Linked DNA regions of Homo sapiens: region 2 is linked to region 1. Evidence: read pairs that join two places in POLR2A ChIA-PET (ENCODE). Cell type or tissue: endothelial cell of umbilical vein. All regions are shown on one strand. Links, peaks and the distances in the headings refer to the core of each region. The heading gives the core; the rest is flanking DNA.

Region 1 (8,000 bases), core at 1-8,000:
CAATTAACTTTGAAGTCGTATTCTTTTTGAGAATTTACTTGATAACCATCAATATGGTCCCTTAGATTTTTTTAAAGACAGATCTCACTCTGTAGCACAGGCTGGAGTGCAGTGGGCATGAACATGGTCCACTGTAGCCTCGAATTCTTGGGCTCAAGCAGTCCTCCTACCTGTCTCCCAAGCAGCTGGGAGTACAGGCATGCACCACCATGCCCAGCTAATTTTTTAAATTTTTTGTAGAGACTGGGTCTGACATGTTGTCCAGGCTGATCTCAGACTCCTAGGCTGGAGTGATCCTGTCACCTCAGCCTCCCAAAGTGCTGGAATTTATAGGCAAGAGCCACAGCATCTGGCCCCCTTAGGGCTTTTTATTTTATTTTATTCTTTTTACTTTTGAGGCAGAGTCTAACTCTGTTGCCCAGGCCGGCGTGCAGTGGCGCAATCTTGGCTCACTGCAACCTCTGCCTCCCTGGTTCAAGCAATTCTCTTGCCTCAGCCTCCCGAGTAGCTGGGATTACCGGCATGCGCCGCCATGCCCTGCCAATTTTTGTATTTTTTTCTCTTTTTAGCAGAGACAGGGTTTCGCTGTGTTGGCCAGGCTGATCTCAAACTCCTGGCCTCAAGTTATCTGCCTACCTCGGCCTCCCAGAGTACTGGGATTACAGATGTGAGCCACTGTGCCTGGCCCCTTAGAGCTTTTTAAAAGAAAGTAAGATGTAGTTCTTGTTTCATTTTCTAGTAGCTCTATATACAGGAGGAACTAATCCCAGGTTTTTTTTTTTTCCGAGACGGAGTCTTGCTCTGTCTCCCAGGCTGGAGTGCAGTGGCGCCATCTCGGCTCACTGCAAGCTCCGCCTCCTGGGTTCACGCCATTCTCCTGCCTCAGCCTCCCGAGTAGCTGGGACTACAGGCGCCCGCCACCATGCCCAGCTAATTTTTTATTTTTAGTAGAGACGGGGTTTCACCGTGTTAGCCAGGATGGTCTCGATTTCCTGACCTCGTGATCTGCCCGCCTCGGCCTCCCAAAGTGCTGGGATTACAGGCATGAGCCACTGCACCCAGCCTTTTTTTTTTTTTTCTTTTTTTTTTTTGAAGAGTCTCTCTGTCGCCGAGGCTAAAGTACGGTGGCTCTTGGCTCGCTGCAACCTCCGCCTCCAGGGTTCAAGCGATTCTCCTGTCTCAGCCTCCCAAGTAACTGGGTAGGATTACAGGTGCCCGCTAACACCCCCGGCTAATTTTTGTATTTTTAGTAGAACAAGGTTTCACCATGTTGGCCAGGCCGGTCACGAACTCCTGACCTCAGGTGATCCACCTGCCTCGGCCTCCCAAAGTGCTGGGATTACAGGCATGAGCCACTGTGCCCAGCCAATCCCAGTATTTTTAATGAGATTTAACTTCTGTGAGTATTTAGAAGAATTCTTTGCTGTTTTCTCTGGGGCTTATGTCTGAAAGTAAAGTGTTAGCTGGGACTACAGGCATGTGCCACCACTCCTGGCTATTACTATTGTTAATACGCTAATAGAAATATTGGTTTGAAAAGCATGTAGAATATCACATGCAGAAGGGTCTGAAGTCTCTTGATATTATTAAAAATTCTTCCTATAATTTTTTCTCCATTTTTTTTTTCCCTTTGTGTTTTGATCCAAGGACTAGATCAAGGGTGTCTTTTCCTTCGGATGATTTTCTTTATTGTGTGTGTTTTTAGTTCTTTAAAAATAAAGCCAGCTTAATTTTATTTTCAAAATACGGATAGATTCATTATATAAAACAATTATAAGTTGAGAACTATGTATAAAGGGCTATGTTATGAACAATTAAGATGGAATAATTTAGTTGTACTTATTTTGTAATTCTTTTTAGGCTAGAGTGTTTTCATTCTCAATTTTTCATACATTGCTTTTTCAGAAGGCTAATAGGAATGACAATAATGTTTCAAAATATTTTGATTCTTATTGATGCCCCATGTTTTGTCTGTCTAAAGTGTCAACCTAAGAAAAAGTCTACGCCACTGAAGTATGAAGTTGGAGATCTCATCTGGGCAAAATTCAAGAGACGCCCATGGTGGCCCTGCAGGATTTGTTCTGATCCGTTGATTAACACACATTCAAAAATGAAAGGTAATACTTGCAGTGATTATACATGTTAAAGGCAGTTGCCTTTAGAATAACTCAATTTTTGTTATCTTAATAATAATATATTTTTTTCCTTGGAACATTTTGTGAATGAATTGGTGTTACATATTTTATCTTTTGGGGCTTTTAAAAGTTCGTTTTACTCTATGATTTAAACCTTCTCTCAGTTTTTTTTTTTTGTTTGTTTGTTTTTGAGACGGAGTCTCGCTCTTGTTGCCCAGGCTGGACTGTAGTGGTGCAATCTCAGCTCACTGCAACCTCTGACTTGTGAGTTCAAGCGATTCTCCTGCCTTAGCCTCCCGAGTAGCTGGGATTACAGGCATCCGCCACCACGCTTGGCTAATTTTTGTTTTTTGTTTTTTTTTTTAATTTTTTATTTGAGATGGAGTTTTGCTCTTGTTGCCCAGGCTGGAGTGCAGTGGCGTGATCTCAGCTTACCGCAACCTCTGCCTCCCGGGTTCAAGCAATTCTTCTGGCTCAGCCTCCTCAGTAGCTGGGATTGCAGGCATGTGCCACTACGCCCAGCTAATTTTGTATTTTTAGTAGAAACGGGGTTTCTCCATGTTGGTCAGACTGGTCTCGAGCTCCCGACCTCAGGCGATCTGCCTGCCTTGGCCTCCCAAAGTGCTGAGATTACAGGCATGAGCCCTGCACCAGGCCTAATTTTTGTATTTTTAGTAGAGACGGGGTTTCACCATGTTGGCCAGGCTGGTCTTGAACTCCTGAGATGAGGTGATCCGCCCGCCTTAGACTCCCAAAGTATGGGGATTACAGGCGTGAGCCACTGTGCCCGGCTGATTTAAACATTCTCAATTATTCTGTTGATGCCAGGAAGGTGTTAGGCCATTTTTCTAATGTTTACATTGTCCGGAATCACCTTTTAGTATATTTACGTATTTCTACTTTAATCAGGTTTGTATCATTTTTTATAATATAAAAGCTGAAACAATTGTAAATGTTTATTAATAATTTTGAAGTTTAAAATTTTAATTTGGAGTATTTCCTTTAAATGCTATTGTTTGTTTTTCAGTTGATTGTTGTGTTTGAATCTTAGGTACCTTAGTTTTAAATTACTCTAAAGGATGGGGCTGAAACTTGATTTATTTTTATTTTATTTTATTTTAGAGAAGAATTTCTGCTCTGTCTCCCAGGCTGGAGTGCAGTGGCGTGATCTCGGCTCACTGCAAGCTCTGCCTGCTGGGTTCATGCCATTCTCCTGCCTCAGCCTCCCGAGTAGCTGGGACTACAGGCGTCCGCCACCATGCCTGGCTAATTTTTTTGGTATTTTTAGTAGAGACGGGATTTCACCGTGTTAACCAGGATGGTCTTGATCTCTTGACCTCGTGATCTGCCTGCCTCGGCCTTACAAAATGCTGGGATTACAAGCGTGAGCCACCGTGCCGGGCCAATTTTTGTATTTTTAGTAGAGATGGGGTTTCACCATGTTGGCCAGGCTGGTCTTGAACTCCTGACCTCAGGTGATCCTCCTTCCTCAGCCTCCCAAAGTGTTGGGATTACAGGTGTGAGCCACTGCACCTGGCCTGAAACTTGATTTGAGCTGTCCTTTTTTCTGTTAGGATGGTAGTGATTTTATTTTAGTTTTAATATATGTATTTTAGTTTCTGAAAGTCAGATGTTGGTGAGATTCAGAAAAATCAGCTTACTCTCTGCTTTGCTGTGATCCGCCACATTCTTCACTCCTTTCAACAGGCAACCAATTGATATTAATTTTTGTTGTTGTTGTTGTTGTTTTGTTTTGAGACGGAATCTTGCTCTGTCACGTACGTTGGAGTGCAGTGGCGCAATTTCGGCTCACTGCAACCTCTGCCTCCCGGGTTCAAGCAATTCTCCTCCTGCCTCAGCCTCCAGAGTAGCTGGGATTACAGGTGCGTGCCACCATGCCCAGCTAATTTTTGTATTTTAGTAGAGACGGGGTTTCACCATGTTGGCCAGGCTGGTCTCAAACTCCTGACCTCAAGTGAACCACAGGTCTTGGCCTCCCAAAGTGTTTGGATTACAGGCGTGAGCCACCACACCTGGCTGATATTAATATATTTTTATATACATAATGTTTTTTCATATAAATTATATTTTTATTTACATGAGTAAATACATACTTCTTAGTCATCTTCCACGTCTTTCCTTTATCACAAACAGAACATTGTATATTTTGCAGCTTGCCTTTTCCACTTTGTGGAGATTTTTTTCATATTTTTATTATTTATGTATTTGTTTATTTTTCTGAGACAGGATCTCATTCTGTTGCCTAGGCTGGAGTGTAATGGCATAACAACGCCTCACTGAAGCCTTGATCTCCAGGGCTCAAACAGTCATCCAACCTCAGCATCCTGAATAGCTGGAATAGCTGGAATAGCTGGGAGCACAGACGTGTGCCACCACACATGGCTTTTTTTTTTTTTTTTTGGGTGGAGATAGTGTCTCCATATATTACCCAGGCTGGTCTTGAAATCCTGAGCTTAATAAGGGATCCTCCCACCTTGGCCTTCCGGAGTGCTGGAATTACATGTGTGAGTCACCATGCCTCTTTTTTTTTTTTTTTTTTTTTTTAAAAAGGATGATTTCTCCAAAGTAGAATTCCTGGATTTGATTTTATATTTTGAATAATGAGGTGCCCAAAAACCTTTATAAATTTTAGTGTCTTTTTTTTTTTTTTTTTTTTTTTTTGAGGCAGAGCCTTGCTCTGTCTCCCAGGTTGGAGTGCAGTGGCACAATCTCGGCTCACTGCAAGCTCCACCTCCTGGGTTCACACCATTCTCCTGCCTCAGCCTCCCGAGTACCTGGGACTACAGGTGCCAGAACCTAGCACAGTACTAGGTTTTGTGTCTGGGCGCAGTGGCTCACACCTGTAATTCCAGCACTTTGGGAGGCTAAGGCGGGCAGATCACCTGAGGTCAGGAGTTCGAGACCAGTCTGGCTGACATGGTGAAACCCTGTGTTTACTAAAAATACAAAAATTAGCCAGGTGTGTTGGCATGCTCCTACAATCCCAGCTACTGGGGAGGCTGAGGCAGAAGAATTGCTTGAGCCCGGGATGTGGAGGTTGCCGTGATCCAAGATCACACTACTGCACTACAGCCTGGGTGACAGAGCGAGACTCTGTCTCAAAAGAAGAAAATAACTTAGTGTGTTAAAAATTTAATACCTTGACCAGACACGGTAGCTCATGCCTATAATCCCAGCACTTTGGGAGTCCGAGGTGGGAGGATCACTTGAGCCTAGGAGTTTGAGACCAGCCTTGGCAATACAATGAGACACTTTCTCTTTAATTCAAAAAAAATGTTGATACCTTATCCTTTGTGACCTGTCTGGATATTTAAATTCTACTACTAGAAAACTCTGAGTCCTTCTTTTCTAACCTCCCTGTCCCTATGACTGCTGGTTTCTTACTCATTAGGGTGTCTCTCTCTCTCTCTCTCCTCGTCTCTCTTTTGATTGAGGGTCTCGTTCTATTGCCCAGGCTAGAATGCAGTGGCGTGATCATGACTCATTGCAGCCATAGCTTCCCAGGGTCAAGCGATCTTCCCTCCTGTGCCTTCCAAGCAGCTGGGGCTACAGGCATTCGCCACTATGCCTGGCTTAGTTTTTAATTTTTTTGTAGAGACAGGGTTTTGCCTTGTTGCCCAGGCTGGTCTGAAACTCCTGGGCTCAAGCGATCTGCCCGCCTCGGCCTCCCAAAGTACTTGGGATTACTGACAGGAGCTACCGCACTCAGCCTATTTATAGTGTTTCTTATGCATACTAGTTGAGTCCATGCTATTTATTTGACAAATAGTAAATACCTTGTATAGATTGAGTACTGTGCTAGGTTTTGGGATTCATTATTGGGCCATACATCTATACTGCTTGCTCTCATGAGAAATTAGAATCTAGTATAAGGGACAAGACACCAGAAAATAATCAAATGCATTATTACTTAACTGAGAAGTCTGTCCAAGGAACAATTTTGATGCCTATTCAGTGATATAACAGGGATAACTGACCTGGACTCTTCATCAGTGGTGTTTGCTAATAAAGTTATCTCTGATCTGTTACTTGAGAGGATGAGTTGGGAGTTAACTAGGGAAGAGAGAAGAAGATGGTTCCAGGAATCTGCAGCTCACAGAGTAAGGGAGGGTGGCACAGTATGAGGCTGGGAAGTAGATATGGGACAAAGTGTTCAGTGCCTTGTTGACTTTGTTAAAAAATTTTGTTATTTTTATCTCAGAAACAATGTATATAATTAAAAAGTGTTTAGCAGGAGCCGCCATGCTCTGATCTGTTCATTTTAAAAGTTCACTGTGGCTGGATTGTTGAACATGTGTTAGAAGGGGACCACAAATAAGTAAAAAGAGACAGTTAAGTCATTATTAGTGATTATGGTGTGATGAAAATTGCGAATAGAAAATAAAAACAGATGAGGAGGTAAAATGCATCTGATGTAGTAATGCATTGGATAATGTTGACTGAGGGAGAATGAAGTCCTGAGGCTTTCAGTTCTCAGGTTTCCATATCATAGGATGGCTCCCACGTTTTTAGCTTCATCACTGGATGGCTGAATAGATCGTCATTTACTGAGAGAACACCAGAGCATCTATAACTCAGAAAGGACATATTCTTGTTCATATTAGTTGGAGCCATGGGCAAGGCATGGGTGAGATTTTTTGGGACAAAAGATACTATGAGACAAAAGGTACATTGAGGAAGACATCATTTGACATCTGTATGAAAGAGACTGAGCTTGCTGAAAAAGAATGATGAAAAAGAATCAGATGAAACAGGTGGAAGAGGAAAAGTAGGAGAATGTGGCTAGAGTACAGTAGTATGTACTGGGGATATGTTCTAAGATTCTCAGTGGATGCCTGAAACTGGATAGTACTGAATCCCATATATATAATGTTTTTCCTGTACATACATACCTATTATAAAGTATCATTTATAAATTGGGCATTGTGGCTGGTTGTGGTGGCTCACGCCTGCAATCCAGCACTTTGGGAATCCGAGGCGGGCGGATCACTTGAGGTCAGGAGTTGAAAGCCAGCCTGGCCAACATGGTGAAACCCTGTTTCTTCTAAAAACACACAAAAAATTAGCTGGGCGTGGTGGTGGATGCCTGTAATCCCAGCTACTGGGGAGGCTGAGGCAGGAGGATTGCTTAAACTTGGGAGGTGGAAGTTGCAATGAGCCGAGATCATACCACTGCTCTCCAGCCTGGGCAATGGAGCAAGACTCCATCTAAAAAAAAAAAAATAGTAAATAAAAAATAAATTGGGTATTGTAAGAGATCAGTAACAACTAATAATAAAACAGGGCGGGTGCAGTGGCTCACGCCTATAATCCCAGCACTTCGGGAGGCCGAGGCAGGCGGATCACAAGGTCAGGCGATGGAGACCATCCTGGCTAACAAGGTGAAACCCTGTCTCTACTAAAAATACAAAACATTAGCTGGGCAGGGTGGCGGGCGCCTGTAGTCCCAGCTACTTGGCAGGCTGAGGCAGGAGAATGGTGTGAACCCGGGAGGCGGAGCTTGCAGTGAGCCAAGATGACGCCACTGCACTCCAGCCTGGGCGAGAGTGCGAGACTCCATCTCAAAAAATAAATAAAACAGAACAATTACACTGTAATAAAAGTTATGGGAATCTGTCCCCTACCTTCGACCCCAATAGCTTATTTTACTGTATCACAGGTAACTGAAACCATCGAAAGTGAAGTCTCACGTGAGCTGGGACCACTGTAGTTTAAGGACGATGTGGTCAATTTTGCTGAGTGTTGCCTAGAGAGCAAATAAAATGTCCATTAGGGATAAGAAGGTGGAGATCACGAGTACCTTTTTTGTTGTTGTTGGTTTCATTGAGGTAGAAGTTAGATTGG
Region 2 (9,674 bases), core at 1-8,000, 120 kb before region 1:
GCTGAGTCAGCTCCACCTAAAACATTGAGAGAGGGAGTGATACAACCCCAAAAGAAGAAGGTTGTAGGGCTCTTTCCAGATTAAGGGGGAATGGATGCAGGGGGAGGGGGACAAAAACAACTGTGCACTATACCCAGAAATTGTTTAACTGTTTCCTTTTTTTCTCTAACTTTTTGAGGTACACCATACATTCAGTAATGTGCACCAATTTTAGACTTCAGTTTGATGAATCCTCACTTACATGTATACATTGGGGCAGTCACCCTCCAGATCAAGATACAGAACATTGCCAGGTCCCTAAAACATTCCCTCATTTCCCCTCCTAGTCAGTATCCCCCAGAAGCAACCACTATTTTGACCTCGATCATTATAGATTAGTTTTGCTTGCTCTTGAGTTTTATAAAAATGGAATCATACATTTTGCACAATATTAGTTTGTGGAATTCACCCATGTTACTGTATGTCTCAGAAGTTCAGTTTTTTTTTTTCAGCCAGGCGCAGTGGCTCATGCCTGTAATCCCAGCTCTTTGGGAGGCCGAGGCGGGCGCATCACTTGAGGTCAGGAGTTCCAGACCAGCCTAGCCAACATGGTGAAACCCTGTCTCTACTAAAAATACAAAAATTAGCTGGTCGTGGTGGTGGATGCCTGTAATCTCAGCTGCTCGCTGAGGCAGGAGAATCGCTTGAACCTGGGAGGCGGAGGTTGCAAGTGAGCTGAGATCGCGCCACTGCACTCCAGCCTAGGTGACGTAGTAAGACTCTGTCTCAAAAAAAAAAAAACAAGTTGAGTTTTTTCGTGCTGTGTAGTGGTCCTTTATTTGAATATAGCACAATTTAGCCATCCTACTTTTTTGTTTTTGTTTTTGAGATGTTCTCACTCTGGCCCCCAGGCTGGAATGCAGTGGTGCCATCAAGACTCACTGCAGCCTCGACCTCCTGGGCTCAAGTGATCCTCCCACCTCAGCCTCCCAAGTAGCTGAGACTACAGGCACATGCCACCACACCAGCTAATTTTTTCTATTTTTTGTAGAGATGGAGTCTCTGTTGCCCAGGCTGGTCTCGAACTCCTGGGCTCAAGTGATCCTCCCGCCTCAGCCTCCCAAGTAGCTGGGACTACAGGCACATGCCACCATGCCAGCTAGTTTTTCGTATTTTTTGTAGGGATGGCGTCTCACCCTGTTGCCCAGGCTGGTCTCAAACTCCTGGGCTCAAGCGATCCACCCACCTTAGCCTCCCAAAGTGCTGGGATTACAAGCGTGAGCCACCAAGCCTGGCCCAGCCATCCTGTTGAGGGACAACTGGGTTGTTTCTAGTTTGGGGGTATCATAAATAAAACTGCTGTGAAGGATTTTTTACATGCTGCTTGGTACACATGTTCACTCATCTACTCAGGCGTGGAATCATAGAGTAGGCATATGTTTAGCTTGTCTAGACACTGCCAAACAGTTTTCCAAAGTGGCTCTATTGACTTACATCCTCACCAGCAGTGTGTGGGAGCTCCAGCAGCTCCACGTCTTGGTTAGCACTTGGTGTTGTCAGTTTTTTTAATATTGGCCATTCTGGTGGTACCCAGGAATTTGAATCCATAGTTCCTGACTTGAAATCAGGGCCCTTCTTACTTTTAGCATGCTCAAGACAGGTTTGAATTTTGTAGCCTCGAATGGCCTCAGAAATCAATACCCAGGACCCACAATACAGCAGGCAAGCATATGAGGGAGCCCCTGCTCATGGCTCCAGTGCCTAGGGAGGGTCTCAGAGAGGCATCAGCTCTGGAGAGGCAGTCTAGCGTAGTGGCGAAAACTCAGGTTCTGGGAAGCAAGCAGCTAAGGTTCAGATCCCAGCTCTGCCATCGCAAAGCTGCCTCGGGGTGGAACATTAGTACCTACCTCACAGGGTGATCATGAGAATTAAAAGAATAGGTGGATATGAAATAATAGTGCCTTACACATGATAAATGCTATATAAATGATAGCTGCTGCTCTTTCTATTGTTGACCTGAAGTAAGCCCTGAGTCCCCCTGGAGCGGGGGTAAGGCCACAAGCAGATGGCATCTGGCATAGCCCCATGTAATAAGATTCAGTAATCCGGTCTGACTGAGGCGGGGGGAAAAGTAGCATAGTGGCTAGAAGTGATTCTTTACTGGGGCCCAGCGAAAAGTCACCCTCCACTACTGGGGAGCCCCTGCTTATCCCAGGCCCAAGGCTCTTTGGCCAGTGACACTACTGAGGTGTCACACCTGAGGGGAAGAAATGGAATCATGCATGAAATGGAACCAAGAGGAAGTGGAAGCATACTCTTAGCCCAGAGCTAGATGCAAAGCAGCTGTTTGAATATAACAACCCACCAGTGCAGACACAGATCTAGACATGTACCTGTATAGCAGCCAATGAGGGGTGGCATGAGGGACAAGGGCCTGGGATTCAGGAGCCCTAAGTGTTGGTCTGAGCACTGCCACCAGCTATATGTGACCTGAGGCCTTGTGAAGTGGAAGTTAGAAGAAATCACAGTTCCCAGCTCAAATCCTGAAGAAGTAGCAATGAACAGGTAGAGTTTCCTCCCAGAGCCCTAAGCCAGGTGTGGTGCACGTGCCTGCAATCCCATCTGCTCGGGAGGCTGAGGCAGGAGGATCGCTTGAGCCCAGGAGTTCAAATCCAGCCTGGGCAACATAATGGGAGCCTCTTAAAAAAAAAAAAAAGAAAGAAAGAAAAAAGGGGCCAGGCGCCAGGCGCGGTGGCTCACGCCTGTAATCCCAGCACTTTGGGAGGCTGAGGTGGGCGGATCACAAGGTTAGGAGATCGAGACCATCCTGGCTAACACGGTGAAACCCCATCTCTACTAAAAATACAAAAAATTAGCTGGTCGTAGTGGCGGGTGCCTGTAGTCCCAGCTACCGGGAGGCTGAGGCAGGAGAATGGCATGAACCCGGGAGGCGGAGCTTGCAGTGAGCTGAGATCGTGCCACTGCACTCCAGCCTGGGCGACAGAGCGAGACTCTGTCTCAAAAAAAAAAAAAGAAGAAGAAGAAGAAAGCCCTTCCTTCCCTCACAGCAGTCCCTGCCAGATGAGCTGTCCCCACCCCCAAACCAGATGCTCTGATGAGCAGTCACTAGTGTAAAATACAATAGGAAGAACACTTTCTCCCTCTGACCATCCATCCACCTAACCTCACCTCTCTGCCCTGTGCAAAGCCCTGTTACAGAGACAGGGCAGACCCGTCCCCGGCCTGTCTCTCCCAAGCTTACTGTTCATATATGCTGCTTCATCTGTCTAGGAATATCAGAACGCAGTTCTGTAAATGTTCAACTCTTCAGTGCAATGACCCCATTAGCCACTAGGTGGAGTCAGCTTCTTTTTTCTAGCAAGGTAGACCAGCCCTGGGACTTTACTGTTTGATTTAATGGGAAGAGAACAGGGTGACTTCACGAGCCCCTGTATATGCTATTTCAGTTAACCCTCAGGACAACTGGCAAAGACTTGATTTCACAGGAGAAAGTCAGGGACAAAGTCTTGCAGAGCTTACACAACCAAGAAGTAGCCTTGGAGAGAGATTTGATCTTAGCACTTCTGCTCATTCCCAAGGCCGATTTCCCCTTCCCTCAGGACATTTCCCTCAGGAGGCCCTCTCTGTTTGAGGGCTGTAACTTAGTCACCTGTCTAGAAGTACACCTGATGTCAGGCCAGCTCCACAGCCCTTCTTTTCCTTTTCTCCTTTGGGTGACAAACCTGCTCCATTCTCAGATCCTGTGGTTCCGAGGGACTGGCCCTGCTCTCTGATTCCAGGAGTGAGCCTGTGACCCGACTGAGTAATCACAGTCATAGTCTTCAGCTGTTAGTGTCCAGCATGTAAGGACAGCCTGCTTCAGAACTAAGCCAACACAGAGGAGGCCGGGCTCGGTGGCTCACACCTGTAACCCCAGTACTTTGGGAGGCCAAAGCAGGCAGATTACTTGAAGTCAGGAGTTCAAGGCCAGCTGGCCAACATGATGAAACCCTGTCTCTACTAAAAATACAAAAATTAGTCAGGCGTGGTGGCGCACGTCTGTAGTCCCAGCTACTCAGGAGGCTGAGGCAGGAGTATTGCTTGAACCCGTGAGGCGGAGGTTGCAGTGAGCCGAGATCACACCACTGTACTCCAGATAAGGAGAGACTCATTTCTGATGACTACCTGGATCCAGCTATGCCTGAAGCTAATATCCCCCAGGACTTTTTAGTTATGACTTTTCTTTAAGTCAGTTGAGTTTCTATAACTTGCAACCAAGATTTCTGCCTAATACTTGCTCCAGCTCCCCTTGTCAACCTGGGGACCTCCACTCATCCAGAGATCACTGGCCCCCAAGGCCAAGTTGGCTGCCCTTTGTGTTCCCAGATGCCCTGTGTTCCCCTCTAGCATAGCCCTTAATATGCTGTGTTACGATGATCTAATTCCCTGTCTCTTCTTTTAGACTAGAAACTGCTTGAGGGCAGGAATTGGGTCTTATGATACTGCATCCCTGGTCCCTAGCATAGGACTGTGCTTATGTTTTAATAACTGCTTGGTGATTGAATACATTAATGAATAAATGAATAAAAATGGGTATGGTCTGGTAGGGACCATTGCTGGGATTTCACAGGAAAGACATTTATTTTGTTTGTTTTTTGAAACAGCGTCTCACTCTGTCACACAGGCTGGAATGCAGTGGTGCAAACACAGCTCATTGCAGCCTCGACCTCACTGACTCAAGTGATCCTCCCACCTCAGCCTCCCGAGTAGCTGGGACTACAGGCGCACACCACCACACCCAGCTAATTATCTTATTTTTTGTAGACACAAGGTCCCACTGTGTTGCCCAGGCTGGTCTTGAACTCCTGAGCTCAAACGATCCTCCCACCTCGGCCTACCAGAGTGCTGGGATTGCAGACGTGAGCCACCGCACCTGGCCGGAAAGACTTATTGAGGGAGATGATCCTCTAGTGGTCATGAAGGTCAAAGGAGCCAGGTTGCTGGGGTGGGAGGAGGCTTAGTGAAAGGAACTAGAAGAGGCGAGTTGTGGAACACAGTTGATTGTTTCAATAATGGCCTCCCATGAATCATTGCCTCCCTGTGCCTGTGTCCTTTTGCAATGTGACTTTATCATTGCTCCCATCAAGATCGGGCGGGCGGGGGAGGGGGGGGGTCCATTTCCCAGTCTCTTGAATCTGAACTAGTCTTGTGAGTTGCTTTGATCAGAGAATTCAGTAACATGACTGTACGACTTCCAAGGTTAGGACTTAAGTGCTCATGCAGCTTCCGTTCCTGACCCTGTGAAAGGAAGTTTGGGCTAGACCATGTGGCGACCACAGACCAGGTAGAGAGAGAAGCCAACAGCCAGCTCCATACATGTGAGGGAGGACATCCCAGACCCTCTAGCATAGCCAATCCACAGCATAAGCAGAACTGCCACCTGAGCCCAGCTAATCACAGAATTGTGAGAAATAATACATTGTTTTAAATAATTAAGTTTGGGAACAGTTTGTGCAGTAAAGGCTCACAGAATCACTAGGTATAATAATCAGAAGCTTCCTAGTGTCTGTTTACCCTTCTTCCTATAATAAGCTTTTCTTTGAAAAACCCCACCCTCAGCTTATGTAGTCCGGGTGGGGAAGACCTCCACTCTCCTGGCTTTTGCCAGAACAGTTGAGAAGTTGCCAAGTGGGAATGTCTCGAGCCCAGAGCTGTTAGTGGCCTTCTTTGTCACTTCTTAGGGAGCACCTGTCATAGAGAAGAAGACAGAAGAGAGAATGAGTTTTGACCATACTGTTGGGAACCAGGATCAAGCTGTTTCTGGAGCCTGATTCACACCAGGACTTACAGTCATGCTCCTGTAGTCCCAGCTACTCAGGAGACTAAGGCAGGAGAATTTCTTAGGCCCAGGAGTTCACATCCAGCCTGGGCAGCACAACAGACCTCATCTCTTTAAAAAGTGCATGAGCCAGTACATTCACTATTTTGTGTAAGCAGGTTTGAATTTGAGTTTCTGTGTCTTGCAACTGAATGAAAACGTTCGCTGAGAGCCAGAAAAATTGATAGAGGCTGAGCAGCTCCAGGGCAGAGGGCAGTTAGGTCAGACAGAGGAGGGATTCCTGGCCGGGCAAGTTGGCTCACACCTGTAATCCCAGCACTTTGGGAGGCCGAGGCGGGCGGATCACGAGGTCAGGAGAACGAGACCATCCTGGCTAACACGGTGAAACCCGTCTCTACTAAAAATACAAAAATTTAGCCGGGCATGGTGGTGGGCATCTGTAGTCCCAGCTACTCGGGAGGCTGAGGCAGGTGAATGGCATGAACCCAGGAGGCGAAGCTTGCAGTGAGCCGAGATCGCGCCAGTGCACTCCAACCTGGGCGACAGAGCAAGACTCCCTCCGTCTCAAAAAAAAAAGAATTTTTTTTAAATAAAAATAAAATATATCTACATTTTGGCCGGGCATGGTGGCTCACGCCTGTAATCCCAGCATTTTGGGAGGCCAAAGCAGGTGGATCATGAGATCAGGAGTTCAAGACCAGCCTGGACAACATGGTGAAACCCCGTCTCTATTAAAAATACAAAAAAAAACTAGCCGGGCATGGTGGTGGGTGCCTGTAATCCCAGCTACTCATGAGGCTGAGGCGGGAAAATGGCTTGATCCCAGGAGGCAGAGGTTGCAGTGAGCCGAGATGAGTAACACTGTACCCCGGCCTGGGCGACAGAGCCAGACACCGTCTCAAAAAACAAACAAACAAAAAAATCTACACTTTTTAATACTCCTCCCTTCAATAGGTCAAGTTTAATTTCTACCCTATATCCCCTAATATGGGCTGTAAGTAGCAATTCACTTTACTTACTGATTGATTGATTGACTCAAGGTCTTGCTGTGTCCCCCAGGCTGGAGTGCATGGCACAATCATAGGTCACTGCAGCCTCGATCTCCTGGGCTCAAACAGTCCTCCCACCTCAGCCTCCTGAGTAGCTGGAACTACAGGCATGCGCCACTGTGCCTGGCTAATTTTTTTTTCCTTTTTTTTTGAGACAGAGTTTCTCTCTTGTCGCCCAGGCTAGAGTGCAGTGGTGCAATCTCGGCTCACTGCAAACTCTGCCTCCTGGGTTCAAACGATTCTCCTGTCTCAGCCTCCCAATTAGCTGGAATTACAGGCACCCGCCACCACGCCCAGCTAATTTTTGTACTTTTAATAGATACAGGGTTTCACCAGGTTGACCAGGCTGATCTCGAACTCCCAACCTCAGGCGATTGACCTGCCTCAGCCTCCCAAAGTGCTGGGATTACAGGCGTGAGCCACCACGCCCGTCTGGCTAATATTTTTTATTAGGGTCTCACTCCGTTGCCCAGGCTGGTCTCAAACTCCTAGGCTCAAGGAATCCTCCTCGCTCAGCCTCCTGAAGTGCTGGGATTATAGGCGTGAGCCACTGTGCCTGGCTGTGACTCACTTTTAACTAATAGAATAAGACAGAAGTGACAAGAATCTGATGTCTGAGAGTAAGTTATACATTACATTGCAGCTTCAATATTTCTCTCTTGGATCACCAGCTCTGAGGGAAACCAGCTAACGTGTTGTGGGAACACTCAAGCAGCCCTATCAAGAGGCTGTTGTTGAGAGAAATGTAGGTCTTCTACCAATGACAAAGATTCTTTGGTTGGCCAAATTTTAGTCAGGCTTCTGAGCCTTCTCCTAGGTCCATCTGTGCACTTCCTTGTAAAATCTAGTTTTAGCAAAGAACCTGCTAAGTCTAGTTTAGCAAGAACTGCCGCCCATCTTCGATATCTGATCAGGTTCCTCCTCCTCCACCATCCCCCAGGTGATGGCTGATGGGCCTGTCTTCAGCAAGAATCCTGTTGGGTCAGTTTGGACAGAACCCCTTTACCCCAACGTTTCCTCTTAGTCATTTTCCATTCACTGCTCCCCACTCTGTTCCTTGGCTCAGAATTCCCACTCGCCCATGCTGTATTCAGAATGGAGCCCAATCTCTCTCCCCCTCTGCAAGATCCCATTGCAGTGGTCCCTGTGACTATCTCAATGGTCCTGAATAAAGTTTTCTTTACTGTGCTTTAATAAGTATCGTTGAGCCGGGCGTGGTGGCTCACGCCTGTAATCCCAGCAGTTTGGGAGGCTGAGGTGGGTGGATCATTTGAGGTCAGGAGTTTGAGACCATCCTGGCCAATATGGTGAAACCCCGTCTCTACTAAAAATACAAAAATTAGCTGGGCATGGTGACAGGTGCCTGTAATCCCAGCTACTTGGGAGGCTGAGGCTGGAGAATCGCTTGAACCCAGGAGGCGGAGGTTGCAGTGAGCCGAGATCACGCCACTGTACTCCAGCTTGGGCGACAGAGCGAGACTCTCAAGAAAAATAAATAAATAAACATAAAAACAAGTATCTTTGAATAATTTTTTCTTTAACACCAATAGTCAGCCAAATATTTGTTATGTAAAGTCGTTAAGTTTAAAAGTAATGTGTTATGAAGCAATGGATAACTAATACAGGTCTTTTTCCTAAAAGCCATGGAAATTTATTAAAAGGTTTTAAACAAATAGCAGTGAAAACAGGATGAATTTGCTGCCATGTAAACAAATGAGTACTATGGCCAAAGAGCCAACAGAGGAGAGTGGAGACACAAAGGAAGGGTGTTCTACTGAGAAGGAGCCTTTTATTTATAAAGGGTTTAAGAAAAAGGATTAGCCGAAGAAAAAATTATTTGGTTCACATAGTGAAATGTTCAAAGAAGGAATGGCTTCAGGCAAGGCTTGATCCGGGTGCACTCCAGCTCTTGGCCCTCTTGTTTCCTTTATTGCTGTCTTTCACAGAGAAGCTCTCCCAAGCAACTCTAGGCATCCCTATTCACAGCTCAGCTTCTCAGAGAGTTGGTTTCCTATTCATTCCAATAAAAGACCTAGACTGGCTCCCATTGGCCCTCCCATGGTCACATGCTCATCTCTGACTTAATCACAATGGCCTGGGAGATGGAATATTCTCCTTAGCCAGGTCTGGGTCACATGTCCACCATAAATGCCAAGGAGGAGTGTTGGTTTCATCCAGTCCCCCGTGGACTGCTAGTAGGGGAGGACCACGACATCAAGAAAAGTTTGAGGGGTCGTTACCAGAGAGAGGAAAAGGGTTTTAATGTCCAGTTTAGGGTGGCCAGGAGGGATCTGAAAGAAAAAGGAATGCCTGGCCAGGCGCGGTGGCTCACGCCTGTAATCCCAGCACTTTGGGAGGCCGAGGCAGGTGGATCACCTGAGGTCAGGAGCTCGAGCCCAGCCTGGTCAACATGGTGAAACCCCATCTCTACTAAAAATATAAAAATTAGCTGGGCATGGTGGTGAGTGCCTGTAATCCCAGCTACTCGGGTGGCTGAGGCAGGAAAATTGCTTGAACCCGGGAGGTGGAGGTTGCAGTGAGCTGAGATTGCACCACTGCACTCCAGCCTGGGCAACAGAGCAAGACTCCATCTCAAAAAAAGAAAAGAAAAGAAAAGGGAATGCCTGAGAGGAGTCCAGAAATACCTGCTGAATGGCAGGTATCTGGTAGAATGCCTGGAAAGCGGGGAGGACAGATAGGCAGGCCAGAGGAAGAATGCTCAGCAACAAAGGCAGCATAAGCAAAGACGCCACGGTGTCAGCCAGTCAGGCACATTCAGAGGCTCTACCTGGAGCTCACTGCAGCTG

What was found. ChIA-PET counts read pairs that join two places held together with the same protein. Peaks named below come from ENCODE experiments on the same cell type or tissue, not always from the same donor. Only the 100,000 strongest peaks of a DNase experiment are listed, where the experiment ranks them.
Region 2: POLR2A ChIA-PET joins it to region 1 with 12 read pairs; 4 of 35 experiments call an interaction of 5 or more read pairs at or near these places.

Annotation. Positions count from the first base shown.
Region 1 is chr5:177,189,903-177,197,902 of GRCh38, forward strand. It overlaps NSD1 (nuclear receptor binding SET domain protein 1), which reads left to right. Exons shown (of 23, transcript NM_022455.5): 3 at 1,982-2,117. Among named protein-coding and RNA genes, the nearest start is that of NSD1, 60 kb to the left of the region's middle. In endothelial cell of umbilical vein, for the core only: no CTCF peak of the experiment used is centred there; DNase peaks (open chromatin) are centred at 4,519 and 5,639; H3K27ac peaks cover 2,748 bases.
Region 2 is chr5:177,068,686-177,078,359 of GRCh38, forward strand. It overlaps a transcript of ZNF346 not described here. Among named protein-coding and RNA genes, the nearest start is that of FGFR4, 13 kb to the right of the region's middle. In endothelial cell of umbilical vein, for the core only: a CTCF peak has its summit at 3,328 (motif pointing right); a DNase peak (open chromatin) is centred at 3,326.